2 separate regions of the Homo sapiens genome follow, and region 2 is linked to region 1. Evidence: read pairs that join two places in POLR2A ChIA-PET (ENCODE). Cell type or tissue: HepG2. All regions are shown on one strand. Each heading gives the region's core, and the rest is flanking DNA. Links, peaks and the distances in the headings are about the cores only. Region 1 has its middle 23 kb from the start of LINC02710. Region 2 overlaps CREB3L1 (cAMP responsive element binding protein 3 like 1).

What was found. Peaks named below come from ENCODE experiments on the same cell type or tissue, not always from the same donor. Only the 100,000 strongest peaks of a DNase experiment are listed, where the experiment ranks them.
Region 2: POLR2A ChIA-PET joins it to region 1 with 13 read pairs; 26 of 35 experiments call an interaction of 5 or more read pairs at or near these places.

Annotation. Positions count from the first base shown.
Region 1 is chr11:46,240,196-46,245,564 of GRCh38, reverse strand. No RefSeq gene overlaps it. Among named protein-coding and RNA genes, the nearest start is that of LINC02710, 23 kb to the right of the region's middle. RefSeq lists a silencer at 1,984-2,193, enhancers at 1,272-2,205, 2,206-3,139 and a cis regulatory region at 1,637-2,519. In HepG2, for the core only: no CTCF peak of the experiment used is centred there; a DNase peak (open chromatin) is centred at 2,154; H3K4me3 peaks cover 1,663 bases; H3K27me3 peaks cover 562 bases.
Region 2 is chr11:46,292,836-46,298,204 of GRCh38, reverse strand. All of the region lies in intron 1 of CREB3L1 (cAMP responsive element binding protein 3 like 1), which reads right to left. Among named protein-coding and RNA genes, the nearest start is that of CREB3L1, 18 kb to the right of the region's middle. RefSeq lists a silencer at 2,459-2,538. In HepG2, for the core only: a CTCF peak has its summit at 1,035 (motif pointing right); a DNase peak (open chromatin) is centred at 2,514; H3K4me3 peaks cover 274 bases; H3K27me3 peaks cover 4,658 bases.

The sequences.
Region 1 (5,369 bases), core at 267-5,266:
GGTCTAGTGAGGGAAGCAAGTATTTACAGTACGGTGCTATTCAGTGCTAACATCCCGGTAAGTATCAAGTGCCAGGAGAGCACATGGGAGGGGCCCAAACCGAGCCTTAGAAGGAAGAAGAGAACTCTAAACTGGGACAGATGTCCTGAGTTGGTTGGATCAAGGGTGTATGAAGAAATTGATTCTGGGCTGGGCATGGTAGCTCACACCTGTAATCCCAGCACTTTGGGAGGCCAAGGCGGGTGGATCACGAGGTCAGGAGATCGAGGCCATCCTGGCTAACATGGTGAAACCCTGTCTCTACTAAAAATACAAAAAATTAGCCAGGCGTGGTGGTGGGTGCCTGTAGTCCCAGCTACTTGGGAGGCTGAGGCAGAAGAATGGCATGAACCCGGGAGGTGGAGCTTGCAGTGAGCCGAGATCGTGCCACTGCATTCCAGCCTGGGTGACAGAGCGAGACTCCATCTCAAAAATAAATAAATAAATAAATAAATAAATAAATAAATAAATAAATAAATAATGATTCTGCTTATTTTACAGATGAAGAAACTAAAAGCTTCAGATCATAAAATTAGTAACAGCAAAACCAGTACCTGAACCCTGGCTGACTGGATTCTCATGCTCCCCTATGCCAGTACCCTGTGTGCCCATCTCCCAGGTAGCCTTCATCCAGGCCCTGACATTTGATCTTGGCCTTGAAAGAGGGGTAAGATTTGGAGAAACTGTGGGTCCTCCTTGGATAGGGCAGCCATGTAGGCTCTGGAGACAGGCTAGTGGAGTTTGCATCCTGGCTCTGTGATCTTAGGCAAGTTACTTAACCTCTCTGTGCCTCATTTTTCTCCTTTAAAATGTAAACAACATCCACCTTCTGTGGTGTCATAAGGAGTAAGAACATGTAAAGTGCTTAGAATAATGCCTGAGACATTGACAATCACTCAATATGTTAGGTAGTATTACCTCCAGAGTTTTTGTTTGTTTTTGAGACAGGGTCTCACTGTCACCCAGGCTGGAGTGCAGTGGCACCATCATAACTCACTGCAGCCTCAACCTCCCGGGCTCAAGCAATCCTCCCACCTCGCCTCCCCGGTAGTTGGGACTACAGGCACGCGCCACTATGCCCAGCTAATTTTTGTGTTTTTAGTAGAGATGGGTTTTACCATGTTGCCCAGGCTGGCTGACCTCCCAAAGTGCTGGGATTACAAACATGAGCCATTGTGTCCAGCAATTACCAGAGTTTTTCACCAAATGTGGTAGACGAGACAATTTAGCATATATATATATATATATATATATATGGCTGGTCAAGTGAAGCAGTGTGAGTGGAGAAGAAAAGAAAAAAGAAAAGAAAGAAATCTGTAACTGAATGTGATCAGTTAGTTGCAAACACCACTGCACTCGGACCAGCCCATATATATATTTTTTATTTTAATAGTTTTGAATTTATTTTCAGCCTGTAGCTTTGCTAATGTTATTGCTTAGGGCAAAGCTATCTAAAAAAGGGAAACGGTTTAAAGTTAAAGAAAAAGTTAATAAAATAAAAGTCTATTAAAATATATAATAGTGGTGGAATGTGGACATGGAAGCAAACCGTGAAGGCAATATCCGAACAGCTGAAAATTTTGGAAAATAATCGGTGACGTCTCCTGCTCATAAAACCTAAAACAGATGAGCGAGGCAGAGGAGATACTGACAAAGGAGGTATCAAAATCTTGCCTCCTTTCCGCCCCGTAGCCACAATGCCTCCCTTCTTAAGAAAGTGTGTGGTGTGAGGGCCCAGACCCGCGAGGCTTGACTGTGCTTCCGAGCTGTGGATCCTGGACAGTGCTGCGGATCGGGGGCGCAGGAGAGGGACGCCGAATCCAAAGGCCCAAGTCTGGAAACCGAAGCCAACTTCCCAACTTCGCTCTGCCGGTGCGTTTGGGGAGATTTGGGCCTCTCTGATTTTTTTGGATCACTGGGTCAATCAGTCAGCCAATGCCTCGGGAGAAGTTTAATTAAGCTCAGATCGCAGGCGCGAGCTGCCAGAGGTCTCCCTGGCCGACCGGCCCCGCCCCCCGCACATCTGGTGAAAAGCTCCCCCTCCGCCCTTTGGGGCGGGGCCGCAGCCCGCGCATGCGCGTCGGCCCGGTTCCCGGCGCCCCGCAGCAGGACTCAACTCCCAGAACAGCGTTGCAAACTGTTGCATCAGACAGCAAGCAGCCGGTCGGGCTGCCAGGGTTTCTAGGAAGATAGGAAGGGTTTGAGATCCTCTGTGGTCGCCTGGGAGCTTTGGCTGTCACTCACGGTGTTTACATGCCGGTAACGCGATCCCCTAAAATATCAAGCTTGCACCCATCAGAGGAGGGCCATAGCCACAGGTGAAATTCCCTGAACGCCATTGCTCCTGTCCTCACTCCACGCCCTGACCCAGGCGGGACTAACTGAACTGGACTTCGTCTGCTTTATTAATGGCAAGGGCCCTGAAGGAATCAGCTGGGTTCGATTTCTCTTCCCAAGTACAAGAATGCCCCCTGAGGAATTTCTCACTCTGTGAAAGTGCAGAACTAATTTCCCCTGACAAGTGCTATTGCCGGTTCCCAAAAGGGTTTGGAAGGATCCCAGCAGAAATGTTCAGTGGTTTCCAAATCTCTTTACCCCAGCAGCTGGACACACAGACCCTGAGCTAGGAGCCCCTTTGGGCATCCAGAACTTCTTGGTGGGTGGACACACGTCCTTGACACATAGGTCTTCCTTTTGTCGTATCTCAGGCCCCTTGTTATGAAGACTTTGGATATTAGCCAGAAAATGCACAACCACAAATTCATGCACACATATATATTGAGCAGCACACATATACAATGAGTTCTCTGGGTCCAAATGGCTTTAGCAACTCAGGTCAGTGGAAAAGTCGTTCTTACGTTCCCTCACTCTTCCGGCCTCTGGGCCATTCTTCCTCAAAGAGAGAAAATAATGCTGTATCTAGAAGGGATAGGACAAGCTAAGCTGGTGGGTGGGATATTCAAGAAGAATGAGAGCACTGATTTGGAATCTAGTTTTTAAAGGGATTTTCAAGGACATAATCTGAATCCCATGGCTCAATCCTCTTTTTTTTTTTTTTTTTTGGAATGGGTCAAGACCAAGATCATTCAGTATTAATGGATTTTCCAGAAAGACAAAAACTGGCAATTTACCTTGAGCATTCTGCATCTTTAGGGTGTTGATGGTGAAAGTCTATTCCCTGTGAATAATTCTGAGAACTAAAACAGGCCTAATGTCTTCCTTCCCCTTCATTATTATCAATCACTCGATCCCAAGATTAAAAAAAAAAAGACCCAAAAGACTCATAAGCATTATTCGATGCGTCCCTTGCCAGACAGTCACTGTTGTTTGTTTTAGCTAGCATTTTCCTGTGAACAGTGGAGTATTATGTCACTATGGGATTCTCATTGTAATAGATGTTTCATAAATATGACCTGAATTATTTCAGTTGTCACAGTGTTCTTATGAATGGAAGGAAAGCCAACTAGGAAAGGATGGGACGGCATTGGCAGGTCCTGGAGCTAGAACATTCCCAAGTTCTGCTCCTGAAGGTCCATCAGGATCCAAACCTGCCAAATGGGTACCCCCAAGGTGGGGTTCTAAAGTCAGCAGGTATGGTCTCAGGAAGCTGCCCGGAGCTGATAGAATGTCAGATGTGTCTGGTCAGGCATGGTGGCTCATGCCTGTAATCCCAGCACTTGGGAGGTGGGCGGATCATCTAAGGTCGGGAGTTCGAGACCAGCCTGACCAAAATGAAGAAACCCTGTCTCTACTAAAAATGCAAAATTAGCCGGGTGTGGTGGTGCATGCCTGTAATCCCAGCTACTCGGGAGGCTGAGGCAGGAGAATCCCTTGAACCCAGGAGGCTGAGGTTGCGGTGAGCTGAGATGGTGCCACTGCACTCCAGCCTGGGCAACAAGAGTGAAATTCCGTTTCAAAAAAAAAAAAAAAAAAAAGTGTCTGAGTAGTTGTTCCCACATGGAGAAGCAAGTCAGTTACTATGGTGGAGCCAAACCTGAAAGTTGGAGCCATGAAGAAAGGAGCCAGGTGGAGGTGGGAACAGGAGAAGGTGAGCCCATGAGCTCATGCTAGGTTCTCTGCTGTCCTCCCAGCACCTACATATAATGGGCTCTCAATACATGTCTGTGGAGTGAAGGTACTGAAAGAAGGAGGGAAGAAGAAGCAGACTGAGGAAAGGGCAAAGAAGTCCAATAATTTTGCAGGAGGCCACCTGGGATGGCCAGGGTATTGGGTGAAGAGGGGGAATTCTTCCAGTTTAAAGGCACAGGGCAATACAGTCAGAACTATTAAGTGACAAGTCCCATGACTTTGTTTTCCTCGTTTGGAAAAACCTCCAGTTGGTGGTTCCAGAGCTGAGCAGTCATTCTACTTCACCAAGCCTAGTGACATCATCACCTATTGCCTCACCTTGATTGAATTTCCAGAGCAAATTTCTGGAAAAGGGAGGGGTCTGAGGAGTGACTGAGATCTAGAGGACAGGAATATCACCCCAGAAGCAACACTTCAAAACCATAAGCAGGCCGGGCGTGGTGGCTGATGCCTGTAATCCCAGCACTTTGGGAAGCTGACGTGGGCGGATCACCTGAGGTCAGGAGTTCGAGACCAGACTGGCCAACATGGTGAAACCCCATCTTTTCTAGAAATACAAAAATTAGCCGGGTGTGGTGGCAGGTGCCTGTAATCCCACCTATTCGAGAGGCTGAGGCAGGAGAATCACTTGAACCCAGGAGGCAGAGGTTGCAGTGAGTTAAGATTGTGCCATTACACTCCAGCCTGGGCTACAAGAGTGAGACTCCGTCTCAAAAAATAAATAATAATAATAATAATAAATAAAACCATAAGCAACGTGGTAGCCCAGATGGTCAGATGATGCAAGCATGTACTAAAAGGGTGATTTGTTTTACACATTCATTGGGCACTCACAGATTCTAGACACTATACCAAGCCCAGACCCAGACAAAGCTTCTGCCCTAAGGGCTTATGATCTAAATTCCTTGTGGAAAGTCTGTTTTTGAAATGTTTAAGGCATCTCATTTAATCCTCATTTCCATTTCAAGTCATGTACCTCCTTCCTGAGAAACCCACCACATTTTAAGTTTGTAGCTGGCTTTCCTTCTGTTTTTGCTATTTATGTGCCAATTTAAAGGGTGGGGAGAGCCACATTAATTTTAAAATAAAACACAAATAGCAAAATGAGGCTTGGTTAAAGGAAAAACCACAAAAGGGATTTTTTTTTTCTTTCTCCCATACTTTTCAGATTTTCCTAGAACCACCTTTATTTTCTCAGAGCCCAGACATAGAAAGTGAGTGGGCCTCTCCGGATGCTCTTC
Region 2 (5,369 bases), core at 105-5,104, 53 kb before region 1:
GAGCAGAGAAGCCTTCTGTATGAGCATAAGGTTCAGGGCCACATGAGTCTGTCTGCATGGAGTAGGAGATGAACACGAGCTCTGGAGTCACATAGACGTGCTTTTGACTCCTAGCTCCACCACTTGCTAAGTTGCTTAACTTCCCCGTGCCTCAGTTTCCTTATCCGTAAGGGGAAAATAATAGTTCCTACCTCATAGTGTTGCCATGAGGATCTAAAATTTTGTTAGATTAGTACTCACCTCATAGGAGTATGAGGGTAAAATGAGTAAATACTGTACATATAAAACACAGAACAGTGCCTGCTACAGAGTGAATGCTCGATCATTGTTAGTTATCGTCATCATGAAAACTGCAGCCCCTAAACTCTGTCCCCGAGCTGAGCTTGGAACCAATGGTGGGAGTTGTGGGGGGAATGTTTGGCCTTTCCCTCCAAACAAAGCCTGATGAGATAATCCAGGACAAAATGAGCTCAGAAGCCCCATTGGCAGGGGTACTCTCCCACTTCCCAGTTTGCCAGCAATCAATCATCATCCTACATTTCTGTTGTGCTTTTAACCCAAAGTGCTCTCCTATGCATTATTTCATTTAATCTTCACAATTATCCAATGAGACAAGACAAATGCATATTGGCATTTGACAGAGAGAGAAACTGAGGCCAAGGGCGCTAATGCAGCAGGGAGGTGCCCACCATCCCTCACTGTCCAGTCTTTTACAACTGCAGCAGACCCTCCCCGGTCCGGTAATTGCCCTGAAGCAGGGTTTGCACCCTGTTCACCTGCTGCCTTCCAGCACCTGGCTCATGATACTGGTGGAGGGACAGGGCCTTAGAACCCAGATGGCAATGCCATCAGCATACCAATTGTCCATCAATACCTGGAGTGAGGCAGTACCAGGAGGTCAGAGCTGAATGAGTTTCTAAGAATCACTGTGATCCCAGACAGAGGCCATTTACAGGGTATAACCACCCCCCAACCACCCAGCCAGCCACAGCCAGGGCCGCGCTGGCTACACCCTCCGCAGAGCCCGGGCCTGCCGGCTGGGGGCGCTTCCGCCAGTTCTCTCCCTTAGGGTCTCTCAAAGGCCTGGTGTTGGGCCCAGTGGGAGGGGGCTGTGAGCAGAGGGAGCCGGTGAGTCAGCCGCTAAGGTATTTCTCCAGCAGCTGCTTCTCAGGCGATAAGGGTTTGCCAAGCCCCTTCCTGGGGCCTGGGAGAGGAAAGATGCTTCCTCGGATCTGGGCTGGACTCCCTGAAGGCCTTGGCTCAGGCAGATGACCCAGGTTCTTCCCAGAGACCCTTTTAGGGTGCCCACAGGAAACTGCTTAGAGAGCTCAGCTGGCCCCATTGTGTGAGCAGTCCCCACCCCACCTGCTAGAAACAGCAGCCAAAACCCAGCAGGATGGAGCTTCCAGAGCAACGGGAGCCAAGTGGAAGGGGAGGGCGGCCAAGGGGCAGGCGGGGTGGGGGTGGAGGACACTCCGACGCCCAGGTCCTCTTTGCGCCGGGCTTCTTCAGGTGCTGGGTGGACGGTGGGCGCGTCCCATCATCCCTAGGCCCACCTCGCCCTCCTGGGAGCACTGCCATCAGGGACTCCCCTAGAGCGCTCTGCGGCCCTAGTTCCGTCTGATGCCTGGCCTCTCATGGCGGCTAAGGTAGGGTTGGTTTCTATCACCAAGTTAGAGGCAGAAGGGACGGGAGAAAGCTCCCCGACGGTCCCCTGCCCCTCGTTCCCCCCCTCCTATTTCTTAGTAGAGAAAACTCCAGTCCAGAGAGGGAAACACAGCTACCCAGGACGCACAGTGAGCGAGCTGGTGATGTCCGGGGCTGCAAAGTGAGCTGGTGAAGTCCAGGGCTGCCCTGGCGTGTGCGGGACCTTCTGGTCCTCTCACTCCTTCCACCGCATCCACTTGGCCCCATCCCTGGAAAGCCCATTTTGGAGACCTCAGACCTCCTCCGCTCCAGCACGCCCCCTTGTCCCCTCTACCCCCAACCACACCCAGCCCTCCCTCCACTTCACACACAAAAGTTCAGGTTTAGATTGTCCGATGGAAATTGGGGAGCAAGAGCAAGGGGTCGGCGGCCAGGAGTTCACGAACTTCAGGGGAGCCATGTGTCAACGCTCTGAGGGCGACAGGGTTCTGCAGGGGGTGAGCGTCCTACAGGGGTGCCTTTCCAGGCAACGGGGGTGGGAAGCCGGAGAAGGACATATTATGATTTGTTTCCCTCCTCGTTAAAGACTTTTTCCTATAGTCGTGCCAATATAAGCTCCTTCTCGGCTGTCACGCGCAGCCGGCGCCGGCTTCCCTCCCTTGGAGGAGAGGTTCCCGAGCTCTCCTGCTTGCAGACCTGCGTACCCCTCTTCTCGGCTGCACCCTCTCTTGGAGCCTGGCCTCAGCCGCCCGCCCTTTAAATTTTAGAGAAGGATCCGGGTGCCGCCGTCCTGGAGCGGCCCACAAAGGGTTAACCCGGGAACACCCGGGGCCGCCCCTCACCGGAATCCGGCCTGCTCACTGGTGGGAGCCGCAGAGCTCCTGGCCAATGGCGGGAGGCTGCGAGCAGCAGCCGGTGGCGGCGTGGAGGGCACCGGAGGAGTGCAGGGCTCGCGCGGAGGAGGGTCCCGGCCTGCGCCGACGGCCCGCGGCTGAGGGAGCGCAGGGTGCACTGGCTCGGGCCTGCATGGGACCCCTTCTGCGTCTGGGGCCGAGGCAGAAATGGCCTGGCCGTCTCACGGTGTCCTAAACCCCTCATCAGTAGCGCGGCCCCGCCCCCACCCCCGCAGGGAGAAGTGGAGACCGAGGGTCTCCCCGACGACCCCGACTCAAAGGGCGAGCCGGGCCTTAAATCCCCTTGCAGCTCCATCTCGAATCGTCCTACCGTGGGGCGCTTTGGTGGCTGTCTCTGGTGGCGGCAGAGGGGACTCTCCCGGGGCAGTAATGGTACCAGCTCTAGCCTTGTTTTACCCCTCCCTAAATTCCTTCCCCAAGGTCAGTGCAGAGACAGGGTAAAGCTCTGGGGGCGCAGCTGCCTGCTGGGGTCGGTGTAGGAGAATGGTTTCCCTGACCAGAAGCAGCCTCAGCGCGCCCTCTTCCCTCAGGTCCCTGGCTCCTTGGCGCCTGCACCCCCACTCCTAACTTCTGCCCCTCCCCCGGCCCAGGCTGGTTCAGTCTGTGCTTGGGGAAAGGAGGGAGGAGACCAGAGCGGGTCCAGGCTGAGCTGTGGGATAAGGGGTGGGGGGGAATCCTGAGCCCGGACATTCCTTCCGAGAGAGTGAGAGCTAGGGAGAGATGGGAGGAGAGGCCTCTCACATTTCCCCCTTTCTTTCCCCCCGCAGGCTGGGGCCCACAGACCCCCCCACACCCCAACACACACTGACCCATGCATTCCCGGACGGTTACTTGCCTCGTGGTCACTAGAAAATTGTCCCCATTTCAAGCTGAAGGGCCTTCAGTCTGAGTCACTGCTGTGCCTAGGGGGCGGGGAGTGGTGAGAGCAGGGAGAGGAGGTGGGCCCCTTGAGTCCCCGGTTGTCAGCAGACCCCCCTGTCCTTAAGCATTGCCATCCAGTAGCTGGGGTTCCTACGAGGCCCAGGCCTTGCCTTCCCAGAGCTAAAGCCGCCCTGTGAAGGAGAAAACGCACTGAACTGAAACTCAGGAGGCCCTAATTCAAGACCCAGGTGTGCTCTGAGACCTGGGCAGTGGCAGGTGTCTCCTCTCCTGGCCTCGGTTTCCTCATCCATTACAGTCTGTGTCTTTATGGAAGCGCGGTTGACAGGGGCCTAGAAAAGTGAATTAGTCTTCAGAACGTGGGCCTTTTTCCTCTGCCCTGGCCTTTTGGGGACTGGATGGTGTGAAACCAGTTCTCCTGGTCCCTGGAGCCAGTCCCTCCCTGAGTCTTCCTGGCAGAGTATGGGGGTTAAGGGAGCACGTTGTTCTGACCCCCGACCTCACTCTCAGCCCCCAGTCCCCATAGGCCTAGGGAAGGCGGCTGCTGAAGTTTCATATTTTCCCCTACCGAACTGGTCACCACAGATCCCAAGTCCAAATAAGCAGAAATACTTCGGTGTGTGTGTGCACGCATGCATGTGCACATGCTACACAGATGTGGGCTGAGGGGTTCCTTTGTACACAGGGAAACACCACCTCTCTGACACCACATAGTGAAAAGTACACTCATCGACACATTCAGCCAGTTCCATGTGCAGCCTTGTACAGGCGCTATCACACATACAGATACCCTCACAGAGTCACATAGGCTGACGCTGTCAGGTATGAACACAAACTCAACAAGACACACTCATCAGATGTGATCAGACAAACAGTGATTCACACCCCTACGCTCACACACATGCGAAGTCACCCCAGACACAGGATCACACAGACATGGTCACGCATACTCGCTGTCACACACACACCATCTCACATAACCACAGAACTAAATGTTGGCTGCCAAGCCAGCATCTCAGTGCCTGAGATGACTGAGTCATGTGAACACCAGTGAGGGAGATTTGGGAGCCCCGGGCTTGCATGGGGCTGGGACACTGAGGGCTGGGACTGAAGAAAGCGCCAACATGGGGACTGAGCTTTTCTTTGCCAGTGTGTGCTGGAGAAAGGAAGGAGAGAGGAATCAGCAGGCTGGCGCCAGCCGCGGGCTACTTCAAGGCAGAGCAGAGTCCTGGGGAGGGTGTGTATTCTCTGCAGCCCCCTAGCCCTGTTAGTCTGGCCCTTCCATTGCCCCTCCTGACACTGGTAACCTTGTCCTGGTCAGGCCATAGCTTCCTCATTTTCCCAGCCAGCCCCTGGCATCTTCTTACCAGGCAGCCCATGCGCTGTGGTCCAACCCTGGGGTGGGCACCAGGCACTGTCTGGGCAGGAGGAAGCGATGGCAGCGAGTGCCGCCGCCCAGGGCTGGGATTAGCTGTGTCTGGCACCTCCGAGGGCACAGCAGCCCACGGTCTGGCTGCTGGAGATGCTGGTCTATAGGCAGCGGCCAGGGGATCCCTGCAGGGCAGCTTAGGACACCGGAAACCGAGTGCCGGGGTTGGCGCAGGGGCCTCTGGAGAATAAGGGCATCTAGTCACATTCATTTATTCATCATTCATGCATTTGTTCGGTATTTACTCAGCACCTACTGGGTGCCCAGCTTTGTGGATACAGAGATGAACAAGATCCAGTTCCTGCTCTCAAAAGGCTTTCTGACCAATGGTGTGACAATGAAGGGTAAGTCCAAGTCTCAAACTCTGATCCCTCTCCAGAGCATTCTCCACCTTACATGAAGAGAGATCTTCTAGGCCACTCAAGGGGGCTCACACTTGTAATCCTAGCACTTTGGAAGGCCAAGGTGGGAAGATTGCTTGAGGCCAAGAGTTTGAGACC